Regions from separate parts of the Homo sapiens genome. Here region 2 is linked to region 1. Evidence: read pairs that join two places in POLR2A ChIA-PET (ENCODE). Cell type or tissue: OCI-LY7. All regions are shown on one strand. Links, peaks and the distances in the headings refer to the core of each region. The heading gives the core; the rest is flanking DNA.

Region 1 (2,923 bases), core at 288-2,787:
CTCAGCCTGCTAAGTAGCTGGAGCTACAGATGTGCACCACCACACCCAGCTAATTTTTAAATTTTTTGTGCAGATGGGAGTCTCACCATGTTGCCCAGGCTGGTCCCAAACTCCTGGCCTCAAGCGATCCTCTTGCCTTGGCCTCCCAAAGTGCTGGGATTACAGGTGTGAGCCACTGCACCTGGCCTTACCTATGCATTTAAAAGCATATTTGTTAGATGTTATCCAGCATTTCCATACCTATAGTGACAGATTTTTCTGTCTACCCACTTAACCGTAATCTAATGCTGGAAAGATAAGTTGTTTAGGTAATTCCTAAAATCAAGTATTTGTGATCATCTCACCGTGGTGACATGAGAGAGAAAAAACATAAAGCACTTGAATATTGGGGTTTTTTTCTCTCAATAAAATAAAAGTAACATTTCATTTAATTAATTAATTTATTTTTGAGACAGAGTCTCACTCTGTCGCCCAGGCTGGAGTGCAGTGGCACAATCTTGGCTCACTGCAACCTCTGCCTCCCGGGTTCAAGCAATTATCCTGCCTCAGCCTCCCGAGTAGCTGGGATTACAGGCACCCGCCACCGTGCCCAGCTAATTTTTTGAATTTTTAGTAGAGATGGGGTTTCACCATGTTGGCCAGGCTGGTCTTGAACTCCTGACCTCCGATGATCCACCTGTCTCAGTCTCCCAAAGTGCTGGATTACAGGTGTGAGCCACTGCACCCTATCTTATTTTATTTTATTTTTTTGAGACAGAGTCTCACTTTGTCACCCAGGCTGTAGTGCAGCGGCTCAATCTCGGTTCATTGCAACCTCCGCCTCCTGTGTTCAAGCAATTCTCCTGCCTCAGCTTCCTGAGTAGCTGGGACTACAGGCGTGCACCACCATGCCTGGCTGATTTTTTTGTATTTTTAGTAGAGATGAGGTTTCGCCATGTTGGTCAGGCTGGTCTTGAACTCCTGACCTCAAGCGATCCGCCCACCTCGGCCTCTCAAAGTGCTGGGATTATAGGCATGAGCCACTTTGCCTGGCCAGTAAAAGTAACTTTTTTTTTTTTTTGAGATGGAGTTTCTCTCATTGCCCAGACTGGAGTGCAGTGGTGCAATCTCAGCTCACTGCCACCTCTGCCTCCTGGGTTCAAGCGATTCTCCTGCCTCAGCCTCCTGAGTAGCTGGGATTACAGGCATGCGCCACCAGGTCTGGCTTTTTTTTTTTTTTTTTTTTTTGAGACGGAGTTTCACTCTTGTTGCCCAGGCTGGAGTGCAATGGCACGATCTTGGCTCACTGCAACCTCCGCCTCCCAGGTTCAAGCGATTCTCCTGCCTCACCCTCCCTAGTAGCTGGGATTACAGGTTTGTGCCACTACGCCCAGCTAATTTTGTATTTTTAGTAGAGACAGTAGAGAAGGGGTTTCTCCATATTGGTCAGGCTGGTCTCGAACTCCTGACCTCAGGTGATCCACCCGCCTCGGCCTCCCAAAGTGCTGGGATTACAGGCATGAGCCACTGCACCCGGCCAAGGCTAATTTTTTTTTTTGTATTTTTAGTAGAGACAGGGTTTCACCATGTTTGTCAGGCTGGTTGCGAACTCCTGACATCAGGTGATCCACCCGCCTTGGCCTCCCAAAATGCTGGGATTATAGGCGTGAGCCACCACGCCCAGCCAAAGTAACATTTTAAATAGCAATAACGTTTGAATTTTTTTTGGTTCAAACTTCACATTAGGGCTGGTCACAGTGGCTCATGCCTGTAATCCCAGCACTTTGGGAGGCCGAGTTGGGTGTATGTATCTCTTGACTTCAGGAGTTCGAGTCCAGCCTGTGCAACATGGTAAAACCCTGTCTCTGCTAAAAAATACAAAAAATTAACAGGGTGTGGTGGCGAGCAGCTGTAGTCCCAGCTACTCAGGAGCCTGAGGTGGGAGGATTGCTTGAACCTGGGAGGCAGAAGTTGCAGTGAGCCAAGGTGGCATCACTACTCCAGCCTGGGTGACAGAGGCCTCATCTAAAAACAAACAAACAAAAAACCAAACAAACAAAAGAACTTCACATTAAATAGAAAATCGTTTTGTATGGATCAGTGAAACCTGACCAAAATAATGCTATGATTTCCAAAGTAGAATAAATCAGTTGAGCTAAAACCAATTAGACTCTGATAACTAAGAAGAACTGAGTCACAGGAGTAATAAAGCTAGTGAGATTCAAAAAAACCTCTTGCCTCTCATGATACATCCTTGTGAGGGAGAGATTGGTGAGCAATGAGAAATGTTTCCATTCTGATGGACACTTGTGGTGGCAAAGCACTATAAGCATCAGCACCATGGGCATACATTATAAAACTTGTCTCAGAGTTGTTAAGATAATTAAATGTTAATATTTGCAAGTAATCTAAACAGTGTCTGGCATGCAGTGACTGTGGTATTGTATGAGTACTTGTCAAGTAAAAAAATAAGGGATGGAATTACAACCATATCCCTTAGATCGGGGGTCCCCAACCCCAGGGCCGTGGATCAGTACTGGCTTGTGGCCTGTTAGGAACCCGGCTGCACAGGAGGAGGTGAGTAGGGGGGTGGGGGGAGCGAGCATTACCACATGAGCTCTGTCACCTGTGAGATCAGTGGCGGCAGTAACAATTCTCATAGGAGGCCGGGCACGGTGGCTCACGCCTGTAATCCCAGCACTTTGGGAGGCCGAGGCAGGTGGTCACCTGAGGCCAGGAGTTCAAGACCAGCCTGGCCAACATGGCGAAACCCCGACTCTACTAAAAATACAAAAATTAGCTGGTCGTGATAGCACATGCCTGTAGTTCCAGCTGCTTGAGAGGCTATGGCAGGAGAATCACTTGAACCTGAGAGGCGGAGGTTGCAGGGAGCGAGATTGCGCCACTGCACTCCAGCCTGGGTGACACAGCGAGACTCGTCTCA
Region 2 (2,923 bases), core at 91-2,590, 100 kb before region 1:
ACAGGCAAAAAGAGATGGAAAAAAAACTGCAGAAAAGAGAGACAGGGCAGAGCCAGTGGTGGGCATAAGACTAAATACATCCCAAGTCAGAAAATGCTAAAAAGGTGTTCCCATAAATCAAAGCATGACTACATGCAATTTAAATTGGCAGACTGAAATGTGCAGATTCTTGGAAGGAATAAAAGGCAAAAAGGAGAGGGAGAAGCACCATTTGGAAGCGGAGAAAATGCAAAAGGGGAAAATTTAGAGTGCTGCAAGACAAAAAAGGACCAAACAGTTTTCCCACGGCAAATAGATACAAACAAAACTCTAATAAAAGAGGCATTGAAGAAAGGTGGAAAAACAAGGGAAAAACTGACATAAATAAAGGGTAAAAAAAGGGTCAGAGACAAAGTAATGGGAATGAAAGAGAGGCAAAAGGACTAAAATCCATACTATTACACTCCCTGAAACACACACACACACACACACACAAAATCGTGAACAAGAACTAATATTTAAAACTATACTCCAAGAACGTTTTCCAAAAATTACAAAAGACCAGAATCTACATACTGAAAGGGCCAAATAGGAATTGAGGAACCACCACCTTTACAACATATTCTAGGGCAAAACTATGAGATTTCAAAAATAAAAAATCCTGAAGTTCTTCAGACAAAAAGATCAAATAAGAATAAGACAACAATGGGGCAACATTTAAAAAAAAGGTAATACAAAAAGTGTTGATTTCACAGCCAGCCAAGCTGTCCTTCAAGTATCAAAAGACACTGAAAAATAGTTTTAACATACAACAACTTAGGACAGGGGTCCCCAGCCCCCAGGCCATGTACCGGTAGCAGTCCGTAGCCTGTTAGAACCTGGACTGCACAGGAAGAGGTGAGAGGTGCGCAAGCGAGCATTACTGCCTGAGCTCCAACTCCTGTCAGATCAGTGGTAGCATTAGAGTCTCATAGGAGCACAAACCCTACTGTGAACTGCACAAATGAGAGATCTAGGTTGTGTGCTCCTTATAAGAATCTAATGCCTGATTATCTGAAGTGGAAACTATCCCCTCCCCCTCAATCCTGGTCTGTGGAAAAATTGCCTTCCAAGAAATCAGTCCCTGGTGCCAAAAATGTTAGGGACCAATGACTTAGGGAATTCTATACCTGTGAGCCTTTCCTGAGGAATTTACCAGCAGATGAACTTCATCCAACCAAGAGATGACAGAACACGACAGAAAAAAAGACCGATGGTGAACATTTTAATATACGCATATAAAAGTAGACCTACAAATAAAATGTACATGGGGGGATGAGGAAGACTAAGGTACAAATTTTATACAAATATTATATTGAAATATATATATAAATTATGCAGTTAAAATATATATATTTAATATATATATTATATATATTTAAGATCCAAATGTTTGCCAGATAAACAATTTGGAAATATTTTCCTTGTGGCATGTTTATTCATTTCCTGGACAGTGTTTTTCACAGAGCAAAAGTTTTTTAATTTTCTGAATTCCAGTTCATTAATTTTTCCTCTTGTAGATCACTCTTTTCATGTGTTATCTAAGAAATGTGTGTAACCCAAGGTTACAAAGATTTTCTCCTATGCTTTGTTCCAGAAGATCTCGTTTCAGGCTTGCCCTTTTTCTTAATCGTCATCCTTTAATTCCCATCTATTACCTATGTAAAAACTATTGTGTACATGTTCTATTTTCTCTGCTTTCCCCCACTTTAACTGCATAATTTCTATATATACAAATGTTATATTTCTGTATATATACATATTTTTAATATAAATATTCATAAATAAATATGTATGATACATATATATACAAATGTTATATGTTTGTTTATATATTTGTACATATAAAAATGCAAAAGGGAGAAATTATATAAAAATTTATTTTATATATTTGTATATATAAGAAATATATACAAATATAACATTTGTTTATGCATATATAAACTCTTAAAAACACTTGATCGTAAGAAACCAATGCAAGAAACAAAAATGGGCCAAAAATTTGAACACACACTTCACCAAAGATATATAAATAACAAATAAGCACAAAAATAGATGATCAGCATCTTTAGCCATTAGAAAAATGCAAACTAAAACCACAATAATAACCACTTATACACCTATTAAAATGGATTTTTAAAATATCAAAAGAACTGAGAATTACCAATTGCTCACAAAGTTGGACAGGAACTAGAACGCTCATCATCAATGACAGAAATGCAAAATGATACTGTCATTTTGATAAACAATTTGGTAGTTTCCCTACCAAAATTCACACTTACCTAATGACTCATCAATCATATTTCTAGATAGCAAAAGCATATGTTCATGCAAAATTCTGTACATGAAGCTTTATTATATAATCATCAGAAAAACTGGAAACCACCCAAATGTCCATCAATAGTGAAAAAGATCAACAAATTTAATTTCATAAAATAAAATGCTTCCCAGCAATGCAAAAGAACCATCGTCTAATATTCCAAATGACACAGATGCTCTAAAAAACATGTTGAGTAAAAAAGTCTGATGCAAAAGGGTACATAATAACGTAAAACTCCATTTATGTGAAGTTCAAGAATAGACAAAAATGATCTATCGTGATGGACGTAAGAACAGTAGCTGCCAGAGGCAGGGGATAAGGGTAATTGATTTCAAAGGTGCATAAAGGTGATGAATATGTTCAGTATCTTGATCGGCATGATGATTACACAGGTATATATATTTGACAAAATTCACCAAGCTGTACATTTAATAGTTGTGCATTTTATTGTTTATAAATTATACTCAATAAAGTACTGTTAGCTTTGTAAAAAGGCATCAGTATATCTATTTTAGTAAGGTATTATTCTGTCATCTCTCCTTTTTAAAAAAAAATTACTTCCTTAAACCAAATTTAACTATTTAT

What was found. Peaks named below come from ENCODE experiments on the same cell type or tissue, not always from the same donor. Only the 100,000 strongest peaks of a DNase experiment are listed, where the experiment ranks them.
Region 2: POLR2A ChIA-PET joins it to region 1 with 6 read pairs; 3 of 35 experiments call an interaction of 5 or more read pairs at or near these places.

Annotation. Positions count from the first base shown.
Region 1 is chr18:26,193,825-26,196,747 of GRCh38, reverse strand. No RefSeq gene overlaps it. Among named protein-coding and RNA genes, the nearest start is that of TAF4B, 31 kb to the left of the region's middle. In OCI-LY7, for the core only: no CTCF peak of the experiment used is centred there; no DNase peak of the experiment used is centred there; H3K27ac peaks cover 779 bases.
Region 2 is chr18:26,293,540-26,296,462 of GRCh38, reverse strand. The region is part of intron 9 of TAF4B (TATA-box binding protein associated factor 4b); the gene reads right to left. Among named protein-coding and RNA genes, the nearest start is that of TAF4B, 69 kb to the right of the region's middle. In OCI-LY7, for the core only: no CTCF peak of the experiment used is centred there; no DNase peak of the experiment used is centred there.